Regions from separate parts of the Mus musculus genome. Here all the other regions are linked to region 1. Evidence: chromatin loops called from intact Hi-C (ENCODE). Cell type or tissue: heart. All regions are shown on one strand.

The links. Hi-C counts contacts between places; a loop is a spot of excess contacts. Peaks named below come from ENCODE experiments on the same cell type or tissue, not always from the same donor. Only the 100,000 strongest peaks of a DNase experiment are listed, where the experiment ranks them.
Region 2: it touches region 1 in a loop (2.6-fold over the local background); 7 of 42 quality-filtered maps call a loop at or near these places.
Region 3: it touches region 1 in a loop (2.5-fold over the local background); 11 of 42 quality-filtered maps call a loop at or near these places.

What each region holds. Positions count from the first base shown.
Region 1 is chr12:35,891,408-35,899,407 of GRCm38, reverse strand. No RefSeq gene overlaps it. Among named protein-coding and RNA genes, the nearest start is that of Agr3, 30 kb to the left of the region's middle. In heart, a CTCF peak has its summit at 3,028 (motif pointing left); a DNase peak (open chromatin) is centred at 4,927; H3K4me3 peaks cover 578 bases; H3K27ac peaks cover 347 bases.
Region 2 is chr12:36,038,565-36,046,564 of GRCm38, reverse strand. It overlaps Tspan13 (tetraspanin 13), which reads left to right and starts at 4,087. Exons shown (of 6, transcript NM_025359.3): 1 at 4,087-4,314. The coding sequence starts at 4,252. In heart, CTCF peaks have their summits at 4,080 and 4,711; DNase peaks (open chromatin) are centred at 4,004, 4,724 and 5,364; H3K4me3 peaks cover 1,995 bases; H3K27ac peaks cover 1,301 bases.
Region 3 is chr12:35,953,819-35,961,818 of GRCm38, reverse strand. No RefSeq gene overlaps it. Among named protein-coding and RNA genes, the nearest start is that of Agr3, 32 kb to the right of the region's middle. In heart, a CTCF peak has its summit at 4,372 (motif pointing right); no DNase peak of the experiment used is centred here.

The sequences.
Region 1 (8,000 bases):
TCAGGAAGTACTTTTCTACTTTGTCACCAACTAAATGTTGCATACCCTCTTATTCTGGGAGACATGAGGACATAGTGGAGGCTGTCCTGGTCCGTTCTTCCTTTTCTAATACACTGAGTTCACAGTACGTTCTACAGTCATGTTGAGAACTATAGTGAGACAAGGGAGATTTGGGGTAGCTAAGGCTACCTACAGACCTTCCTCCTACAGTAGGGCTATGCTGATTTTTGTTGAAAATGACCAGAAGGAGAATAGCAAGGTTTTGGAAGAATAGATGTAATTCTTATAGGCCCAGGAAATGGAGCTGGGGCTGGGGCTGGGGCTGGGGCTGGGGCTGGGGCTGGGGCTGGGGCTGGGGCTGGGGCTGGGGCTGGGGCAGGGGCTGGGGCAGGGGCTGGGGCTGGGGCTGGGGCTGGGGCTGGGGCTGGGGCTGGGGCTGGGGCTGGGGCTGGGCTGGGGCTGGGGCTGGGGCTGGGGCTGGGGCTGGGGCTGGGGCTGGGGCTGGGGCTGGGGCAGCACCATGGTAGAGCATGCTTAGAACACGTGAAAACTCTGCCTAGTCAAGAGTGCTTCGGAAGAGAATCCAAAGGCTTGGGCCTCTCTGAAGAAGCTGTACAGATGTCTCTATAAAGCACTTAGCCCTTGCTCCTGCCAGACCCAGGGAGCTGGGATCTGACTGGAAATAGTAGCTCTCATCTACTTCATTCATTCTCTCCCTTATCTAGCCCCCACTGACTCTGGAAAAAGTGACTGGATAGGAAGTAGAAGGAGATAAGAAAATAAAGTTCCAGAAAAACATCTCCCCCCCCCCCCGCCCCCTCCACCGTGGACAACTGGAGCCAGTTAATGAGACAAAATTTTGATGTTTAATTAAAGAAAGACTTTGATTCATATTTTCAGCTAAACATGTTAATACTTGCAATTAGGGTGTGTGTTAACTTTTATCTAACTTTTATTATAGAAATGTGTACTATCTATACAGAAAGAACAGGTCCCGCTGTTCCTTCAGGGGCGTGAAGGGCCATGCCTTGTCACTCAGTCACCAGGATTTCTAGGAAACGAATGTCTATTTACTTAGAAAGCAAGTGTCACATTGTGCTTTGAATGTGAGCTCTGCTGGTTGCCGCACCAGAAGTGATAGTAATGGGGAAAAAATGGACTATGGTGGAAAGGCGGTGTGGACGGAGTGGGGTAGAAGCTGGGCCCCTCTTTTGGGATCTCTTGGGATAGCCTTGTCCAGTGCTCATTCCATGACACTTCTGTGACCTGCTATCTCTGTCCTAGGACAAGCCTGAGGTGTTTTTCTCTTCCCGACTGTGTCCTGACATCCCATTAAAGAGGTAAGATGTTCTAGTCTCTTTCCTGCTGCTAAGACAAACACCCTAACAACCAGCAACTTAGGGGGAGAACAAGCTTGTTTTAGCTCCAGATTCTAGGATTCTATTCATCTTGTGCAGGAAGTCAAGGCAGCAGGAACTTGGGAAACTGTTCACATCATATCCACAGTCACGAGCAAAGAGAGAATATACTGATTATTGCTTGTTTGCTTGCTCTCAGCAGTTTTCGCCTCTCTTCTGCTATTGGAAACCTGCCTAGGGAATGGTGCCACCTGAAATGGCTCAGTCTTACATGAATTAAAACTCCCCCAACCCCACAGGCAAGCCTACAAGCCAACCTGATCTAGATAATTCCTTGTTAAGAATATTTTTCCAGGTGATTGTGGACTGTTACATTGGCAGCTAAGCCGGCACTGATGTCATAGGGCTGATGTTCAGGTGTGACCGTAGAGAGCTTTATGAGAGGGACAGTGTGAAACTGGCCAGCGCACTACTGTACTGTCTGTCCTAAGTACCAGGGTAAGTATTCACCTAGCTGAAATACTGTCCATGTGCTCAGTGTTCCTTCTCCCAGGACAAATGGTGACTCGACTCATAATGGGAGGCCCTAGTGCCAGGAGCTGAAAAGCCTCAGTTAAGCCTCAGGCCTGAGTAACAATTGCTTTTAGAAAGAAAAGAGAGATGTCTCATGTCCATTTAATAACCTTCATAGTTGACTACATTGGATCTGCGTGTCAGACTTAGAACGTTTGGTTGCTCCTACATCACATAAAACTTTTCAAATTTGCACTCTGTATGCTTTTTAAAGTTCAGAATGGGATCACAGTGGGCAAAGATTTTTCTATTTCATAGGGCAAAAGATTATCTGATCACAAAAAGGTCAAATTTTAGATATGCAAATTGCATATCTCTTTCTCCCCCTTTCACTGCTGGGCAGCCCCGCTCCTTTCTTGAGATTCCCCTTTACACAGCCTAAAGGTCTCTGTCTACAGGGGTGTGGGAGTGTGGCTCCAGGTCTTTGTGAAGCTCTGTTTGACTCCTGACTCCAGACTTTCCCCACAGGAAAAAAAAAAGGTCAGACTTGTTTTCGTTTTTAAACAATCTGTGTGATTTGAATAGAAATGGCACTGAAGGTGGAATGAAATTAGCATTTAAAAATCCCCTGAGCCTGTTCAGTCCTTACTACAATCTACTACACTTTCACCAATTTAGCTCTGCCTTTGAAATGCTTTCGTGCTGTGGTTAAGCACCAGGGAGCCAGGCTTGATTTTGAAGCGTGATTCTCTTCATCAATGGGGTATGGGACTTGGGTAAAAAAAAATGTAACCCGTGTGAGACCCGATTTTCTCTTTGAGAAGCGGGAATAATAACGTCTGAGTTTTCCAGGATTAAATAGATAGCTGTGTGTGAAGCTGCAATCAAGGACGATATACAGGAAAATAACCCAGTCCGTTCATAACGAACCCAGTTTATTAAGCTTACGGATAATATTTGAAAAGCTATTTCTATGAAGTGATTCCATTAACATTTGCGGAGGATTTGAGAATTTTAGGGATTATCTACTGTCACTAACAGTGACATTTATTCCGATTAAAACAAATCATTTCAAATGTCCTATGTAATTGAGGGATTAAAGAAAATGGCTTTTGTGTTTTCAATTTCAAAGATACGTTCACAGCGCCACCTGCCGATCAAGAGGATGAACGGCTTTTGGTCTATTTTGATAGGCAAAATAAATAAAATGCAAGAGTGTTTCCCTTGGTGTCTTTCTCAATACACTCTGTCATTTGCTTGAGAAATTTACATTATTTTTGCAAAGATCTGTAATGTTCTTTTGAAGTATCAAATATCTATTTATCTCTTTACTGACTGGACCCCATCATTGAGCCAGTTTAAATGGTGGGGTCAAATTATCAAATTAAACTAGTAACATAAAAGGTCAGGTGATCTGTACTGAGTATCTCTCTTCACCCAGAGGCTAGACCAGACAGACTGAACAGACGCATGCTAATCATTGGCTTTTACTCCATTGTAGAAAACATTCTCCAGCCCCAGGCTGACCGTAACGTTCATGTGAGGTTGGAGACTTTGAGAGACTACTCGGAGAATCTGGGTGTCGTTCAGCCAAGACTTGACCACTGTGGGATAAGAACAGCCCAGGTCCCAAAGGCACCAGAAGCACACACAGCCGGGTGCAAGGTGTCTATTGTATCTGTAGCAGAATTGTAAGTTGAAATGGTTATTATAATGAAGACTATATACGTCTTCTAAATTACAATGATACAATGTTATAAATGATGGACATGGTTATTACATATACATCTAATCAGAAACACACAGCCAACACCTAACTATGGATTACTATTAGCACACCCTTGGTATGCTTTACATATCATTTCAGTTTCTGTTTATGTCACCGCGAGTGTGCATATGTGTTTATATACATGTCACATATATAAGCAAATAAATGAACAAGTGTCATGAAGTACTTTTTCCACAAACTTTTTTCATTATTATAAAATTCATATACAAGGAATCATTCTAACCACCCAGCAGAGTGCAATTGTGCATTTCGTATTTTCAGAGTGCTATGTAGCTGTGTGTGACATATTTCTAGCACTGTTTACCACCACAAAGTAACTTATATACCCACAAATAGTTGCCCTCCCCCATTTTCCTCAAGCCCTGGGCAAATTCTGGCCCACAGCTTTGTATCTCTGTGAATGTGCTCATTGCTGCTGTTTTATGGAAGTGGGTTTATACACTGTATAGCTTTCTGTGGCTGCTTTCTTTCCTATAGCAGTGTTTTCAAGGTCCATGTACTTGGCAGTGTGTATCAGTTTTCAGTCTCCTTCATAGCTAAGTCACATGCCATTGCACATCTATTCCCAAACCTGTCTACCCACTCATGGATGGTTCCTTATCTGCACTTTTATGGGGTTCTGACTATCTATCGTCCCTATGAGAGCTGTGCAGGTGTCATTTGAATGCCTCTTCTGTGACCTTTGGGTATATAGTTAGGAGTAGAGATTGTGGCTGTATGCTGCTCTGTTCTAACTATGACATTCTGTCAAAGTCTAAATTGCCAAACTCTTCCCTGTGGTGGCTACCACGTATTGTACTACCAGTATTGTATGCATGCACTGTGCCTGTCTTCAGTTCTAATGTCTTTTGAGCTCTCCCGAGGCTGTGAGGTGGGTCTCCCGCTGTACTTTTGGTTTTCATTGCCTCAATATCTAATGACACTGAACATACTTTCATGAGCTTATTGGCCATTTGCATATTTCTTTATTGGTGTTTTGATTCAAGTCGTTTTCCTTCAGTGATTTTCTAAAAGATTAAAAACTAAGACCAGGAAACCCTGACTGGGCTCTGTGAGGTTGCAAAGAACAGAACCTTCTCATTAAATAAGGTGAGGGAGCCTGGGTCCATCTCAGCAGCTGCTCTGAGTCTTGTGAAGAGCTGGAATGCTACTTACTATTGTTCATCAGTTCAGGGGTCATTTGAGGCCTGGCTCGGGTCATGGTTGCTATGGAAACCATGGGGCAATGTGAGGTCATGGTTGCAGGAAGCTGCTGCTTAGTGCTTCTTTCTCTCCCATCTCATTTGTCTCCCATGCTCCCTCCCCGCCCCTTCCTGCTCCCTCGCTTTCCACACCACTGGACTCTGGTCCTTGCATCTCTGAAGCCATACTGAGGTCACAATTTCCAAGAGAGGAAATGATCCCTTTGGTTGGTCACTGTCCATAACTGGTATCTTCCAGGGCTGGCCTTTTGTGCTATATAGTCTCATGGTCATTGAGTGGTTACAGGTGTCCCAATTAGCGGAAGCCACACCAACCCACATCCTACCTGTGAGGGGCTGACAGGACACTGCCAAGGCTGAGGCAAACATGGAGGCTCTATTATGGGTTATCCATAATTTACACACATATCCCTTTTGATATTGTAACAAGTATTTCATAGGAAGGAATTGGCTGCTGTTACTTCAGGAGCCTCAGAGGAGGCTGTCCTGTTTCTCTAGCTTTTGGAGGCTACTGTCTTCCCTTTCATGTAGCACTGTCACTCGCTCCTGCCTCTACCACTATGTGGCCTTTTCTGTTTTTTGAACTTTCCATGTTCCCTTCAAATGGGTCCGTGTGGTAGCATGGCTCCCTCCTGGATATCTAGGAGAGTCTCCCTGTTCGGGGATCCTACCTATACAGCAAAACTCTACTGCCCTATTACATAGCACCACGGTTCTGAGGACTGACTCTCTATTCTTGAGGAGAGTTATTTGTCAGTCTACCACAAGGTCTCTGCAATTAAGAAACGACACAGTCAAGATTTTAGCCTTAATGTACATTGTGGAACAATTCAGAAAAGTCTGTGCAATTGGAAATGTCTAGTGTCCTTTTGCCATTTTATTTTCTGGTTTGTAGCTTATGATCGCTCCATTGCCTTAATTTAATATGTTGGAAATGAGCCATGTCTAACACCGTCTAAGGGGTTTTTGTTTGTTTGTTTGTTTGTTTGTTTTTGCAAAATTAATGAGGTAGATTTTTCACAGGAATCAAACCGTTGTAAAGGTCGTTAGACAACCCTGGGGGGTCTCCTATTGCTGGTGGATTCATTAATATTTAAGAGGCTGCAGTGTGTTAGGTTCTTCTGAATAAAGGATGAGTGGTTAGCCCACTTCTCCTTCCTAGAGAGCTGCAGGGCCTGATTCTCAGAAGCCACTTTTATGCCGGACTCTGTTTCTCAGTCGGATCACTTCCCATGAGATTTGCCTTTCCCCACACGGCTCCTGCTCTCAAGACACTGGAGACAGGTCACACTGTGTACCTGCCAGAGGTGTTCGACTGCGACTGCTTAGACTCTCTAATGCCAGCTCATGTTGGAAAAAATGGAAAATGGGGTGGGGTGCTACCTATACAGAGAGATTAAAACACCTCAGGGTTTTCTTCTTTCTTCCTTCCTTCCTTCCTTCCTTCCTTCCTTCCTTCCTTCCTTCCTTCCTTCCTTCCTTTCTTTCTTTCTTTCTTTCTTTCTTTCTTTCTTTCTTTCTTTCTTTCTTTCTTTCTTTCTAAGTATATTTGTCTAGGGAGTAGACAGGAAGTGAGGTTTATTTGAAATGTCTTAGAAATTCAAAGTATTAGAAATACTGGTGAAAAGATTGATTTCTATTTCTACTCAAATACTGTTCCAGATCCATGCCTGGGACCTACTAGAATCAGAAATGTTCACATGTATGCATTTACACACACACACACACACACACACACACACACACACACACACACACACACACACACAACACTGCACTTTCACTCTTCTTTTAGGTCATGCTTGTCCCTGCATTGTCTCCAGGCACCATACACAAAATGTAAGCACATGGAAGTTGCCTTCTGGCTGGGGTCATGCTTTGCTCCCTGATGCCCATCCATGAGATAAAGTGAAGCTAGCTTGCCCAGGCCTGCCAATGGCCTGGCACTTTGCTGTAAAATCGTTCTTTCCTTATCCTCCTCAGCTATGATTCATTTCTCTGAGCAGCACAGCTCTCTTGAGCACAAGCTAACTCATCCCTCATTCTACCCCAGGCATGGTAGAAGAGTTCTGTCCTAAAGAAAAAGCCAACATTCCATTTTTAATGAAAAACTCTTCCCTTTTGGAGACCTCAGTGTTTAGTTGGAGGCCAAGGTCACAGGCTGACTTCTTTCAGGGGCTGTGTGATATGCTGGCTCTATACTCCATCTGATTTTCTCCTTCTCCATCATTTGTAAGAGATGATGGCAACCTGATGCTGGCTGATGTATGTCTGCTGGAACACGACCTGCAGAGCGAGCTCCCACCCAATCACAGGGCTTTAAATCTAAAATATCTGAAGTCTGGCCTTCAACTAAATACTGTGGTACCAACCCCACTCTCAGACCTGGCTGTTTACCAGTCTGACTTCAGACACACAGTTTGGAATTACTATCTCTTTAAGACACATTGCTACTACATAAAGTCTTTAAGAAAGTTGCCTTTGTGTCCGTTGTTATGCTTTATAATGCAGCATAAAACAACTTGGTGGACCTGAAAAACAGGGATAAGGGCAGAGAAATGGGCAGGGGGCACAGAGAAGGAGAAAGAGAAAGGAGAAAGAGAGAGGAAGAAAAGAAGAGGCTGGCTGGAAACACATGGGGACAGAGAAAGCTAGTGAAGAAGGGGAAGAGAGAAAAAAAGATGGAGAAAGAGAGGGAGAGAGAAAGAAGATAGAGAGAGGGGAAGAGAGAGTGGGAAGAAAGAGAGAGTGGGGAGAGAGAGAGAGAGAGAGAGAGAGAGAGAGAGAGAGAGAGAGAGAGAGAGAGAATGCCTGATTCTAACTGATTTGATTGGTTGACAGCTTCGGCAACCCTCAGTTCTCACTTTATTGCCTTCCAACTTATGATGCCTTACAGATGTTATTTTTTAGAGTCTGATTTTGAACTACGGCTTGTGTGTATATTATGTCTTTCTTGTTTGTTCTCCTCCCGATGATTAGATCTAAACAAAGACTAAATGTAGAATATCTTTCCTGATCTCATTTTTTTTCCCTGAAAAAAATTTTTTCTTGCTATGTCCTCTACTTCAGACTCCAGAGCGACTCTGGCCTTGCATTTTATAGGAGGTGACTTTGAGTTTGCAGAAGGTGGCAGCAGAA
Region 2 (8,000 bases), 150 kb before region 1:
CTTCTGTGATATTCCCTGAGCCTAGGCGTGGGTAATACAGGTGTTTCCTATTTAGGGCTGAGTAGTCAACAGTCACTTTCTCTCAGGTCTTTCCCCAGTTAGCAGACTTTGCAGTAACTGTCACACACTGTAAACAGCAGCTTCTCTGACCAAGGGAAAAGCAGCAGAGTCTATCGGAAACGTACACACTGAGAGGTCAATGTGACATCATGCCCACTTAAGGAAACGACAGTTGCAGTGCCTCTCCCCCTTCTCGGGCCCAGGAGCTCCACAGCCTTACTTGTGATCAGATAAATAACACTAGTCCTATATTCTCTCCTATAGAAAGCAGGGCCACAACCCAACAGAAAACAGTTGTTTTCTTCCACAACAGTCTTGTCACTATTCTATCAGTGGGTACACTGTCCACCTTGTCTGGCAGGTTGGTTACATAGCTCACAGGGATCACAGCTGGATAAGATGGTTTGTGGCTTTTTTTCCCCCCAGCAATCTGTGTAGCACTTTCTGACTCTATCAAAGCTCTCTAGAGGAGAGGAAGTTCTCTGGTCAGTTGATCTTGAGTTTTTTTATTCCCTGTAACCAAAGTTTTTTACTCTTTTTATAATGCTATCAAGGTACAATAATGGGGTTTTTTAAAATCCCATCGATATTATCTAACCTGAATCACCTCCCAAAGGTGAAGTCAGATTATGTTCCCATCTTCTTAAGTAACTCACAATGGGAAATAATTTTCAGTCCAGGGCGTCTTGGGGAGACACTAAACTGTATTCAACTCATAGCTGCCTTGGCAGATCTTAGAACTGTGTTACACTCAGACTTTCTTTCTCTCGTTGTGACCTTTCTGCCCCTTCCCTCTTTGTTCCTCTCCCCACCCTTGCACAGGTACACTTGCGTGCTGGCTGCTGGTCTAGCATTCCCAGACTCCTATTTCTTCCTGAGTCCCACTCTGAGGTTTTCCTCTCCGATTAACCTCTTTCACCTTTAACCCAGCCTTGGCAGGCAAACTCTTGGAAGATCTGGAAAGACTCACAAGAATTTGTCTTTGCTGCGGCTCAGAATGACATCCCAAGCAGCTGATGGTTGTGGCCCATGTCTGTATTTTGCAACACCTGGAAGCTGAGGCAGGAGGATGCAATTTGATGTTAGCTTGGGCTATATAAGTAGATATCTTTGTCTCAGAAAAAAAATAACAATAACAACAAATGCTACAGAGAGAGAAAGAACAAAGAGCGAGTGGAGCAAGGGAAGATAGCGAGGAATGAAAGGGAGCAGGAAAGGGACAAAAGAACAGGGTTGGGGTGTAGAAGTGGATTGAACAGTCTCCTCCATCGACTGGGTAGGAGGCAATCAGCACATCACTTCCTTACTAGTCTACCGAGGGTAGCATAAAGATCCAGTTCATTTATTTCTTCATGAAAGAATCATGTATTTCATACCAAAACACTTTTTATGAAGCCTGCCTTCCTATGTCAGTTAACAACTCAGCCCATGTAATAGACACCAGTTTAAAGCAGTGGACAATGATTGAAGCCATGCTTTTATTTTGCCTGTGCACATGGACATGTGAGTATGCATTCATGACTGTGTGATAAAGCATGCATGCATGCAGGTGTTCAAGCACAGGTGTGCGTGCATGAGGAGGCAAGGAGACAACCTGAGGTATCTATGATTCGTCAGGCACTTCCCCCCTACTTTACAACACAGTCATGGTGGCCTAAGAGCTTGCTGCATAGGCCAGACTGGGCAGCTAGTGAGCCCCAGGAAGCTATCTGCCTGTCTCTACCTCCTCAGCACTGGATGTCTTTCCTTTTGATACTTCAAAAGATTTTCTTTTGATTCATGCTATTTTTGGTGATGTGAATATATGTGCACTTGAGTGCAGGTGTGCACTGAAGCCAGAGTGGTGGGATCCCCTGGAATTGTGAGTTCTGGGAGTCCGATCCTGTCTTCCTTTCTTCCTTTCTTCCTTTCTTTCTTTCTTTCTTTCTTTCTTTCTTTCTTTCTTTCTTTCTTTCTCTTTCTTTCTTTCTTTCTTTCTCTTTCTTTCTTTCTTTCTTTCTTTCTTTCTTTCTTTCTTTCTCTTTCTTTCTCTTTCTTTCTTTCTTTCTTTCTTTCTTTCTTTCTTTCTTTCTTTCTTAGATAGATTCTGTTATTCCATCTAGGCTAGTCTTCAACTCATAATTCTCCTGCCTCTGCTTTCCCAGGGTTGAGATTATAGCTATATGCTATCAAGCTTGACTTCCAAATACAATTCTCTTGCCCACCCAAATCTTTCAGAATGTTTAAAATACACGAAGTATGTAGAAAAGAAAAGCTTGAGACTGAAGTAGTTACTTCCACCCTGAAAACTGCTTACGCTTTATTTGGATAGGATATTGGTGTTGGAGTCTCAGATTTTCTTGTTGACACTTCTTTGTAAACTGCTTAGTTTAGTTTTATTTATATAGTTTAAAACAGAGTCTCCCTATGCAGTGTTGACTGACCTGAAACTCACAGAGATCTGCTTGCCTCTGCCTCCAGAGTACTGAAATTTAAGACGTGCACCACCATGTAAGTATTAAAATTCTGGATTTTAAAAAGAAAAGTAGAGCAGTATAGTTTGGAGTGCAGAGTTATTTCCCATACTAATTTTTAAAAATGTTTCTGGGAATACATACAAGATTGATAAGGATTGCAAGAGACGTAAAATCCATGAGTGTTTATTTGCATGGTGAGTTCTAAAGGAAGTACAAATAGGCTGGAGTATTTGAAGAGAAGGTATTTAATTAACTTGTTTAAGTCAATGATTTTTATGTTTGTTTTTTTTGGGTTTTTTTTTTGTTTTGTTTTGTTTTTGTTTTTTGACATACATTCACCTAACCGTGAGAAGTTTTAGGCTCAAAATGTACAGTAAATTTGAAAATCGCTTTTTAAAAGATCTATTTTACTATTTTACGAGTGTTTTGCCTGCATGTGTGTACCATGTGCATGCTTGATGCCCACTAAGGTCAGAGGAGGGCACTGGATCCCCAGGACTGGAGAGACAGGTGTTGTGAGTGCCATTTGGGTGTTGGGGTCCTCTGTAAAAGCAATAAGTGCCATAACAGCTGAGCCAACTCTTAAGGCCCTTAAAAATCTCTTTATAAAACCTATTGGTAGAATTTCTTTTGATAGAAAATACCAAATAGAAAATACCAAGCCTTTACTGCCGCTTAACAGTTGGAACCCAGTAGTGAGTGCCTTAAAACCATCAGGCGCACTGGTGCATCTGATAGGACACTTTATTCTATGCAAGGGGGTCTGTCAAATAGTGCATGATATACTTCTAATAATCTAGTTAGAGGTTAGGAATCAGGATGAAGATGCAGCAAACAAAAGTGATGATAAATTAATTGAATCTGTTATCGAAAGGCTTCCTAGCTTGTATTTATGCAAAAATAGGCCCCTAAAACCCAGGATCCCACTACAAGAATAAAGACTCCTGATTTATTTTGCACATATGTATTCATAAGGTTTATTAGTATTTCAAAAATCCCTGTAGATTAAGTCCTCTTGATCTGAAATCTGTCACAATTACAGGTTACCTTTCTTACCTATGTCGAGAGAAATTAGTTTTTATTTGCTCTTTTTAGTCTTTCACTGATGTTTTTCCTTTCATTGCCCCCTTCCCTGTTCTCTGTAAATCTTTCATTCTTGTCGTCTTTCTTTCATTCAAACGAGGCCAGGTGCTTCGATTTGTTTTATCATCTCATTCAAAATGGTGCCACGTCACCCACAGGGCAAGAATGGAGAGAGGTGCTGTCATTTCTCCTGCCAGCGTGGAGCCCCGCCCTCTGCTGTTCACCTGGGAGGGGGGAAATTATACAGAGGCCACAGTCTCGTGAGCCAGAGGCCGGCTCCCTCCAGACAGTCTCGGGGCCCCCTCCTCCTCCTCCTCCTTCTCCTCCGCTGAGCTGCCCCGCCTCTCCCGGACCCCAGAGCGCATTGATTTGCATATCTCTACCTTTGTTCCCTAGCAGTGGCCAATCAGAGTGCAGGGCGAGACGAGGCGGCGGGGCGGGGCGCGCGATCGGCGGATCCGCTGCGGCCGCAGGTTGCAGAGCGGGTGGGAGCCGCTGCGGGCGCGGCACTGCAGCCCTGATCCTGAACCCCGAACCCGAGCCCCGAGCCTAGCCCGGGCCACAGGCTCAGGAGGCCAGGATCCAGAAGCTACTCGCCCAGCCCGGCGGAAGACGCCTCGACCCGCAGGCACCCGCTAGCCCACGCGCCACGATGGTGTGCGGGGGCTTCTCGTGCTCCAAGAACTGCCTGTGCGCGCTCAACCTGCTGTATACCGTGAGTAGCCCGCGCCCGGTGGCACCTGCGGGGGCCGTCGGCCTCCTCCCCGCCTGAGTATTCGCCTGCGCCCCATCCCGCGCCCCTTGCGGGCTTCCCACGCCCCAGTTTCGCCTGCAGCCCCCGCCCGGGACCCCGAGCCTGCTTGTCGCAGTCTCCGCCCGTCCTTCATTGTGGCGCTCGCCCCTCGCCCTGCTCTCTGCAGCCCTTCACTTTCGCGTTCCTTCCCACTCTCCCCATTCTTTCATCCATCCCCAGGTTTCCATCTCAATCCCTCTAGCCGCACGCTTTCGGCTGGCCATCCCATCTGGAGGTTCGGAGGCTGGAGAGCAGCCCGGGCTTAGGGGACAGGTTTGCGGGATAGTGGGGCCTGGGATGGACCAGGCGGCCTGTGGATGGCGCGCTTCTGGCACAGCTCTAAAAGCTGCCTTTTGAATGGAGGCCATAGAGCAGGTTCACAGGATATCCGTGGCTTCCGAAGTTTGTTTCGTGCTTACATAAAGTCTCTTTGTTGATGTTTCTGCCCGTGAGGTATTCGCCTGATGCTTTTCCCATGCCATCTTCCTTCCCCTTTATCAATATTCTAGCTCCATTTTTGGCGAAGTCCTTCAGTATATAGTCCTCCACCCAAGTCGTTTTTATTTTTTTATTTATTTTTTCCTCCCTACGTATCAGCATATGCCTTCCAGCTTTAACATGGAAAACTCAGTTTGATTTTTTTTTTTTTTGAGGCATAATTGTGGCTGGACAGCAGGAAGTTGAGGTGATGTTTATTGAAAACCTTCACCACCCCAGCCTTTTCATTTGTCAATTTGTTATCTATCTGTGGCAAGCGCAGTTGTCTAAATTTTATAACGGTAAAGACCAAAAAAGGCTTTACTAAGTTTTCATAACTGGTAGTTGGAGAGTCTGGACTGGAACCAAGCTGTGGAATCTAGACCTTTCCACAAGCTGCCTCTCCTGCGTGGAAGAAACTTCCTTTCGGTCATCTCATTCCATCGGAGACTTGTTCTCTTCTATAAATACATCTGGTGCTTGCAGCACCCACCCTGAAAACAAACCCAGTTTCCCTGCATTAGCAGAGCCAGGCCATCTGGGCCAGCTTAGGTTACATCTATGGACAAGAGAGGCCGCTTGTGGTTGACAAGCAGAGACACCAGGTCACGGGTCATTTTACCTTTTTTTTTTTTTTCTGGTGTGTGTCTGAAAATGATGGCAAAGCTTTGACATAGGCACCGATGGTGTATATATTTTTCTGGCTAGTTCCTGGGAATCCAGTCAACATGCTCACAAATGGTACACTTGGCAGAAAAATTCTAGAATACATGGTGGCGAAACAGCTCCTGTCACTGGAAATCCATGTCAAGTTTCATATTAAGTTCACCTGTGCGGTGTGAGGCATGCTTACCACATTGCTATATTGTAAATTCCTATCCGTTCTTGAACAATTTCTCTTATTAACATGAATGGTCTGCTTAGAACGTCACATTCTATTTTGTGCCTGAGTCCCCCTCCCCCCCTCAGTGATTCAGTCATCTGTTTACCTGATTCTCCATCTTACAGTGTCTGCTTACACACAGTGCAGGGTACAGTGGCTGCTTCTGTGCCTCTTCGGCTATCTGTAGACATCAATGTGCAATATATACATTTAAAAAAAAAAGAACCTTTTTTCTTTTTTCAAATCAAGTAATACTGCTTTTAAGGTATATTATTTCCAGCAGTATTTACAGCGTGTCGTGAAAGCCAGGAGAAAGAAAAGTTGACCCTAAAGGCATATGTTAAGATTATTTAATATCTGCCCTAAATTATTGACTTCCAAAGTGTGTGTTATTGATTTTTTATCAGGTATGCAGTGAAAATTAATTGGAAATTCATGGGAATATAAATATGGCTAGCCATTCAAAGTCCTAGACTGTTTTAGACAAAGGGAAAAGAAGTTATTGTCTAAACATTTCCTCCTAAGCATTGCAAATAGGCAAAGTGACTATGACAGCGAGGTGAACAGAAGGAAAGGGTAGACTTGATTTTTAACATCTAGCTAAACATAAACACCTGTGTCTTCTTCCCTGTCTCTCCCTCAACATTTGAAGATGAAAAAAAAAAAAGTGTGATTTCTACCAGGGTTGAATTTGGCGATTAGGAGGTATTTTTTTTTTAGGACGGGAATAAAAAGATCCTCTGTAGGTTCTACTCTGGCCCTGGTAAGTGCTTGTGTTCTGCTCAGTGCTGCAGTGATAAAGATGAGGTCATTTCTGCAAGTGTTAGAACCAGGGTAGCTGGCGGGAAGGCCCATGCATGCCTGTGTCAGACTTCACCGCTGTTGCTTTGAAGCATTTTCTGAGAACTCGGGGGCACTCTCAGCCAAGCTGTGTGCCCTCAAGTGAGCCAGACAGTTCTCAGTGTGACCAGTCTAGAAGTAGAAAGCAGGTCCCTCAAACACGATGGGAGGAACATCCCTGAATTTGTCTTGGGAATCCAGTGACTGTAGAGCGGTTAATGGTGGATTTTTCTTTTCTGCCATGCGTCTTTTAACTGAGGGAATCGCAGTACTGACATAACCGTGGGTTAATGTACTGTGTGTAAACAATCTGTACACGCAGATGAAAAGGGGAAGTAGAATTGGTGTGTCATAAGGAACAGAGCCACTTGCTTCAGAGCTTCCTATATTTAAAGATGATGAGTTTCTTCAGTCAACAGTGTTAGTTGGTTTGTGATGACATGAGTCTCAACCTGGAAATGCAAGAGCAAACCAAACTGGACTCTAAAGTGAGTATGTTTGATGAGGCCGCTTCTCATTTATTGCATATGGTCTTGAGGACTGTATTTTACCAGTAAACTTTTGTTTATCTTCTACGCTACTGAAATCCATGGGGGAATGAGTATATATATATATATATATATATATATATATGCTATTTTTGGCCCAGTATGAAGGATCTAGTTGGGAATATTAAATGATGTGTAAAGGCTTAGACACCATAAAATTTAGGACTGAGAAAAAACTTTCTGAGTTAGGAATAAAGAAGGGATGTTTGAATTGAGGAGGTTTGAAGAGATAGTTTCCAAGTCTCTTTCATATCTTTAGGACACAAATATAAATTAAAATTAGTTTGGGAAATTAACTACTTCATTTATTTATTTTTAGACAGGGTCTTGCCTAGCCTGACCTTGAACTCAACTATGTAGCCCAGGCTGCCCAAAAAATTGGAATCTAGTTGGGCGTGGTGGCGCACGCCTTTAATCCCAGCACTCAGGGGGAGGGGGGGAGCAGAGGCAGGCGGATTTCTGAGTTCGAGGCCAGCCTGGTCTACAGAGTGAGTTCCAGGACAGCCAGGGCTATACAGAGAAACCCTGTCTCAAAAAGCCAAACAACAACAACAAAAAACAAAAAAATTTGGAATCTTCCTGCCTTGGCTTCTGTTTTTCTTTCAATTATTTAGCGGTCAAATACATAAGTTCTTATTACACAGAATTCCAAAATTTCAAGGGTAAAAGGATACGTTTTACTTTCAGTTATGAGACAGAATTATCATATATCTCAAATTCAAATTAGTAGCGTTTTAAAACTGTCTCCAGATTTCATAGGAAGAGTTAGGGAAGGTTTCAGATGTTTAACTATGTTGCCAGCCATTCAGATTTTCATTGAAAACTGAAATTTCAGAATCATCTGTATCTAAAGTCCCTGA
Region 3 (8,000 bases), 62 kb before region 1:
GCAAGTCCTGGATACACCAGAAAAGCAAGATTCGGATCTAAAATCACTTTTCATGATGAGGATAGAGGACTTTAAGAAGGACATAAATAATTCTTTTAAAGAAATACAAGAGAACACAGGTAAACAGGTAGAAGCCCTTAAAGAGGAAACACAAAAATCCCTTAAAGAATTACAGGGAAACACAATCAAACAGGTGAAGGAAATGAACAAAACAATCCAAGATCTAAAAATGGAAATAAAAAGAATAAAGAAATCACAAAGGGAGACAACCCTGGAGATAGAAAACCTAGGAAAGAGATCAGGAGTCATAGATGCAAGCATCACCAACAGAATACAAGAGATAGAAGAGAGAATCTCAGGTGCAGAAGATACCATAGAAAACAATGACACAAATGGGTGACTTTTGGGATAGCATTGGAAATGTAATTGAGGAAAATACGTAATAAAAAAAAAGTCAAAGAAAATGCAAAAAGCTCCCAAACCAAAACATCCAGGAAATCCAGGAGACAGCAAGAAGACCAAACCTTAGGATAAAAGGAATAGAAGAGAGTGAAATTTCCAAATTAAAGGGCCAGTAAATATCTTCAACAAAATTATACAAGAAAACTTCCCCAACCTAATGAAAGAGATGCCCATGAACATACAAGAAGCCTACAGAACTCCAAATATACTGGACCAGAAAAGAAATCCCTTCAGTCACATAATAACCAAAACACCAAATGCACAAAAGAAGGAAAGAATATTAAAAGCAGTAAGGGAGAAAGATCAAGTAACATATAAAGACAGACCTATCAGAATTACACCAGACTTCTCACCAGAGACTATGAAAGCTAGAAGATCCTGGGCAGATGTCATCCAGACCCTAAGAGAACACAAATGCCAGCCTAGCATACTTTACCCAGAAAAACTCTCAATTACTATAGATGGAGAAAACAAGATATTCCATGACAAAAACAAATTTACACAATATTTTTCCACAAATCCAGTCCTACAAAGGATAATAGATGGAAAATACCAACACAAGGAGGGAAACTACACCCTAGAAAAAGCAAGAAAGTTATCTTTCAATAAACCCAAAAGAAGATAGCCATACAAATATAATTCCACCTCTAACAACAAAAATAACAGGAAGTAACAATCTTAATGTCTCTTAAAAATCAATGGACTCAACATCACCTCATCTCTTAACATCAATTCCTTAATATCTCTTAACATCAGTGGAATCAACTCCCCAACAAAGAGACATAGACTGACAGACTGGATATGTAAACAGGACCCAGCATTTTGCTGCATACAGGAAATGTACCTCAGTGACAAAGATAGACACTACCTCAGAGTAAAAGGTTGGAAAACAATTTTCCAAGCAAATGGTCCCAAGAAACAAGCGGGAGTAGCCATTCTAATATTGAACAAAATCCACTCAATAGAAACAGATGTATAAAAGTTGGGGTCTTAGACAGATGCACTTAGCACTTAAAACACTCAAAATGAATAGAAACCAACACTTACCTAGGACTAATCGGCTATTCTGGGTCTGTTGTTGTTCCATATCAAATTGAGGATTTTCTTTCTACTTATGTGAAGAATGAGATGAGGATGTTGATTGTGATTTCATTGAATCAGTAAATTGTTTTGGTAGGAAGGCCTTTTTTCACAATGTCAATTCTACCAAGCTATATGCTTGGGAGGTTTTCAAATTCTAGTATGTTTCTTAATTTCTTTCTCCATGCATTTAAAGTTTTTATTGTGGAGTTTTTTTTCACCTCTTTTGTTATGTATAAATATTTTATTTGACTTGAGAGACTGGGAAGAGGAGCATGTTCATGATCTCTTTCCCAGCATGCTTGTTACTCATATGCATTAAGACTGGTAAATTTTGTAAATCAACTATGTATCACAACACTTGGCTAAAATTATTGATAATTTCTACATTTTTTCTAGTCAAGTTTTGGGAACATTGGGTATATATAAGATAATATAATCTTCAATTGAAAATAATTTGACTTAATATTTTCCCACTTGTATCCCTTCTCTTGTCTTATTGCTCCAGCCAATGCTCCAATCACATTATGGATGGGCAGTAGGGATAGTGGGCAATCCTCTCTCATTCCTGATTTTAATGGGGCTTATTAATGGCTTTATTCATTTAGGATGATAATGGCCATGGGTTTGTCATACATAACCTTTATTATGTTGGCATATATTTCCTACAGTCATTCTTGTTCTAGAGGTTTTATTAAAAAGATCAGTTGATAATCAGCCACCAAACACAGACACTATTGCATATGTCAGCAAGATTTTGCTGACAGGACCCTGATATAGCTGTCTTTTGTGAGGCTATGCCAGTGCCTGGCAAATACAGAAGTGGATGCTCACAGTCATCTATTGGATGAAACACAGGACCCCCAATGGAAGAGCTAGAGAAAGTACCCAAGGAGCTGAAGGGGTCTGCAACCCTATAGGTGGAACAACAATATGAACTAACCAGTACCCGCAGAGCTCGTGTCTCTAACTGCATATGTAGCAGAAGATGTCCTAGTCAGCCATCATTGAGAAGAGAGGCCCTTCGGTATTGCAAACTTTATATGCCCTGGTACAGGGGAACACCAGGGCCAAGAAGCGGGAGTGGGAGGGTTGGGGAACAGGGCGGGGGGGGGGGGAGGGTATAGGGGACTTTCGGGATAGCATTTGAAATGTAAATGAAGAAAATATCTAATAAAAATTGTTAAGAAAAAGAAGATATGCTAAATCTTATCAAAGACTTTTTCTTTCTTTTTTTGCTTCCATTGAGATGATCATATGATTCTTGTATTTCTGTCCATGTATTTGGTTTATTACATTTATTCCTTATAATGTTAAAAATAAAAATAAAACAATGAAAAACAACAACAACAAAAAATAAATTGCAGCAAAAGGAGTATAACACAGAAGTCACTGTTTTACACTATTATGTGTGCAATTCAGTAATGCCACACTTACAGTTTGTACAACAAATCTACAAATCATTTGCATAATGCAAAACAGAAACTCTAAACTGATGTAAAAACTCCTCCTTTCTGCCCATAGCCACTCCTTGGTAGCCAACATTCTTTTCCCTATTTCTGTGAATTTGATTACTTTAGACACTTCAGGTAAATGGAACCTGTAATATCTGTCTTTTGGTGACTGGCTTGTTTTACTTTTTTAGCTCTGTAAGGACTCTTTGTGAATTCAACATCATGCACCCCAATGCCTCTCATCCCCCCATTCACTCACATGTGCCCTTGGCCCTTGCAACATTTTCCCTAAAGAAAATAAAAAGTAAAAAAGAAATCCAAAACTAAAAACAACAAAACAAAGAAACAAAAAACCCTCATTATGGAAGCAGTGTTAGTGTGTCACACAGTATACTCTTTTGTCCATACATCTTTACATGCAGACTCACTTGCATTGAGTCATTAGTCCACCTTGAGCTCTCTGGCTTCTGCAGTGCCATCAATATGGGATCCTCACTGAGTCTCCTCTAGGATATCCTGTTGTTTCCTGTGTCAGGGAGATCCTGTGGCTTCATCTAACTGACCCTCCCCATCACACACCGGGTGGTCCACTGGGGTCTTCTGCCCAAGTGCACTTCATGGTAACAGTCCGGCTAGATTTCTTTCATAAGATAAAAAGTTTAAAAGAAAATAGTGAATCTAAATGGTGACTTGAGGACACTGAAATATTGTATTGAATACATGGATGTTAGCATGGACTTTAAGAATAAAGAAGGTTTATATTATTACAAAAAATTGATTTTTTTTCCCACATGATACTTTCGATTATGGTTTCCATCCCTCAACCACACCAGTTTCTCTCCACCTCTCCTCCTGTCTGAATCTACCCCCTTTCTGTCTGTCATTAGAAAGCAAGCATGCTTCTAAAACATAATCCTAAAATAAAATAAGATAAACAAAAACTAACACAGAGGATGGAGCAGGACAAACCAAACAATTAGAAAGAAAGGACCCAAAGAGAAGAAGGCACAAGAGACAGAGAGTCAATCATTTGCACACTCAGGTATCCAATCCAAACACTAAGCTGGCATTCATAATAAATATGCAAAGTACCTGCCAAGAGAGAAGAAAAATATGGATAAAATAAAAGAAAAAGAAAAAACAAGCCCATACATGACATTATGAGACAAGGAACCTCCAAAGATGCCACTGAGTTCTTTTTGTGCTGGGCATTCGGTCTACCCTTAAAGAGTTCTTCATTTCCCCAGCAAGAGTTCCTTGGAGAAAAGTAAATTTTCATTTCTAAGTGGTTATGAGCTGGAAATCGCTTCTGGATTAGGCATAGGGACATGTGCCTACTTCTCTGTTCAGCTCTAGGACCCCACATGCATGTACACCTGTATGCCAGAAGAGGGCATCAGTCTTATTCATTTACTTATTTAAGTGCTCAATCTGCATTGTACACTTGCATGCCAAAAGAGGGCATCAGATCCCATTATAGTTATGAGCCACCATATGGTTGCTGGGAATTGAACTCAGAACCTCTGGGAGGACAACCAGTGCTTTTAACTGCTGAGCCATCTCTCCAGTGTCATCTTGGTATGTCATCTTGTGGAATGGGTCTTAAGTCAAATCAGATGCTCGTTGGTTACTCACACAAGCTTTGTGCCACCATCACACTAGCATATCTTGCAGGTATAATACCATCGTAGAGCAAAGGATTTAAAAGTGTGTCTTGTCCAGCCTTCCTTCCCTCCTCCACTCATCATGAAGAGCTGTCTGGTCTCCTGGGCGTTGGGGCGGAAAGGAAGGGGAATCTGCTTTATGTTGTCTGCTACAGGGCTGAGAACGATGCTGGAATTCAGATTTGAAGGAGAGGTAAAGATACAAAGTTAGCCTACCTGCTTCCCTGGCTGATGTGCCCTGGTGGTTCCCAGAGAATGCCTGCTGGAGTTCAGGGCTGGGGGGATGAGAAAAGTGAGGGGGTAGGCAGTTTCAAGGGGGAGATCTCTGTGATTCACTGGAGATGGGGCCAGGAAGGGGAAGGGAGGCTGCAGCAGGTACAGAGCTATGGAGAAGACTTTGGGGTTGGTTTTGAAGGGACACAGAGAGAGGTGAATATTTATAGGGAGCCTTCCTGTTTCTTTGGCTAGAGTGGGAATCGTTTTTTTACCTGTAAAGATACCATCATCACATTGGAGGTGGGACCCATTCTCATCCAATATGGCTATGTTATAACTAACATCATTCTTTAAGGTCCCTATTTTTATTTTTATTGCTTATTTTATTGATTTACATCTCAAATGTTACCCCCCATTATCCCCTCCTGGTTTCCACAAACCCCCTATCCTAGCCCCTGCTTCTATGAGGGTGCTCCCCCACCCACTCCTGCCTCCCTGTCCTGGTATTCCCGTACACTGGGGCATCAAGCCTCCACAGGACCAAGGGACTTTCCTCCCATTGATGCCAGACAAGGCCATATTCTGCTATATATGCAACTGGAGCCATGGGTTCCTCCATGTGTAGTCTTTGGTTGGTGGTTTAGTCCCTGGGAGATCTGGGGCTTATGATTAGTTGATATTGTTGTTCTTCCTTTGGGGTTGCAAACCCCTCCAGCTCCTTCAGTCCTTCCCTTAACTCCTCCAGTTGGGGTCCCCATGGTCAGTCTGATAGTTGGCTGCAAGCATCCACATCTCTATCATTAAGGCCCTGGCAGAGCCTCTCAGGAGACAGCTATATCAGGCTCCTGTCATCAAGCGTTTTTTTTTTTTTTTTGGTTGTTTGTTTGTTTGTTTTTGGTTTTTTTTCTTTGCATCAGCGATAGTATCTGCGTTGGTTTGGTGGCTGCATATTGGATGAATCCTCAGGTGGAGCAGTCTCTACATGGCCTTTTGTTCAGTCTCTGCTCCACTCTTTGCCCCTGTATTTTCTTTAGACAATAGCAATTCTGGGATGAAATTTGGAAAAGGGTAGGTGGCCCCATCCATCAACTGGAGGCCATGCCTAACCTCTCCATATGATCTCTATAAGTTCTCTCTCCCTTTTGTTGGATATTTCAGCTATTTTTAAGTAAGGTGATATTTGAGGTACTAAGAACAAGGACTTGGACATGTAAAAATAATTACATGTAAAGGTTTTAAGGGAAGCAATTCAACCTGTATGTGATGGCTAGTTTTAATTACCAAGTGGACACAGCCTAGAATTTCCTTGGTAGAGAAGCTCAGTTAGGGATTATCTTGGTCCTGTTTGCCTATAGGCTTCTCTGTGGGAGATCATCTTCATTGCTGACATTGAGGTAGAAAGACCCAGCTACTGTAGACACCTCCATTCCCTTGGTTTGGGCCATGGTCTATATGAGAGTAGAGAAAGCAAGTTGAGGACTAGCATGCATGCATTTATTTATCTCTGCTCTTGACTGTGGATATGATATACACAGTTGCTTCAAGTTTTTGAAATTTTGGCTTCCCTGTAATTTGAACTGTAAGCTGTAACTGTAAGCTAAAATAAATAAACCCTTTCTATTTAAGCTGGGTTTTTTTTGTTTGTTTTATTTATTTTTTTGTTTGTTTGCTTGTTTGTTTGTTTGTTTGTTTTTTGGTTAGGGTGTTTCATCACAGCAATAAAAATGAATGTAGCTCAGTGTGATGACATATGCTCTATGAAAATCACTGCACTGAATTTCTATGAGTGGCAGTAATCAATGGTTACTGGAATCCACTTGTATTCCAGTAGATCTGTTCCAGCCACAGTGTGCAGTAGTTCTAAACCAAATCTGGGCAAATAGCAGGTGAGTCCTCTGTTTATTAGGTTGTGGGTAGGCTCCAAAATCCTTTTGCCCTCCCAACATCAAAACAATTTTGTGACTCTGTGTATCAGTGTAGATGTGTAAGAGGGCCAGGGAGTCACAGGAAAAGACTCTGTTTCCAGGGGCTTACTATTTAGTGAAAAACAGACGGGAAAAAACACATTTAAAAAGCAGAAAAGAAAATTCTCATTTTTCCTTTACTAAGTAAGACTGGTCCTGAATATGTAGAGTGTATATAATTATGTTTTAAGTAGTATCACTTTAAAGCATTTAGCCAATATTAATGTATATATGTATAATTTTCTAGAAAGATTAAAATTTCTTGAAGCCTGACATATTAGGCTAATTATAAAATACTGAAATATAAAACCTGTATATACTTTTGTGTTTTGGGGCTATATCAATGAATCTTTAATCCCACAGTATACTTTGTTTTATGAAATTGGCAGTAATGGAACACATTCTCATTTTACTCAAGATTCATAAGCACTACAGCTTGTATGGAACCCGACAGCATGGTGAGACAGCTGTGCCTCTCTCTACTGGTCCCACTCCATCAAAGTCCTGGTAGAAAGGGATTGTTTCCTATTGTTGAGGCATATATACATCTTACCACTGGGTGGAATTCCACAGAGAAGGGAGATTGCTTTAATTTTTTCCAGTCTGTCTTTGCATACAAAGTAACAAATGCAATTTCTGGCACAAAATAGAAGAAAGATACTTGGTAATTAGGAAAGATTAAATATTTTAAAATATGATCTTTGTGTGTTTTTACTTACATGAATGTGCTTCATTTGTTTGCTTGTTTTTGTAACAGGGTCTCTCATTGGCCTGGAGCTGGAGCCTGCTTAGCTCTAGACTGGCTGACCAGTGAGCTGCAGAGTTCCATGTGTATCCATTCAGCACTTCTATTACAAGTGGGTAGCACTGTGCCTGGGTCTATTTACATGAGTTCTGGGATTTGAACTCAGGTCCTCATGATTTCATGGAAAGCATTTTACCAACTGAGTTCTCTGTTCAGTCCCTACTAGACAAGGGGGCACTGGAATGGGAGGATCAACCAGGAGTAGGGAAGGGAGGTGGTGAGGGAGGAAATACAGGAAGAGACAGCTAAAACTAAGGGCAATGTGAGGGGCCACATGGAAAACTAAAATAGTAGAAGCTTCCTAAAATATATACATATATGAAGGTGATCTAAATGAAATTGGCAAATAACAGAG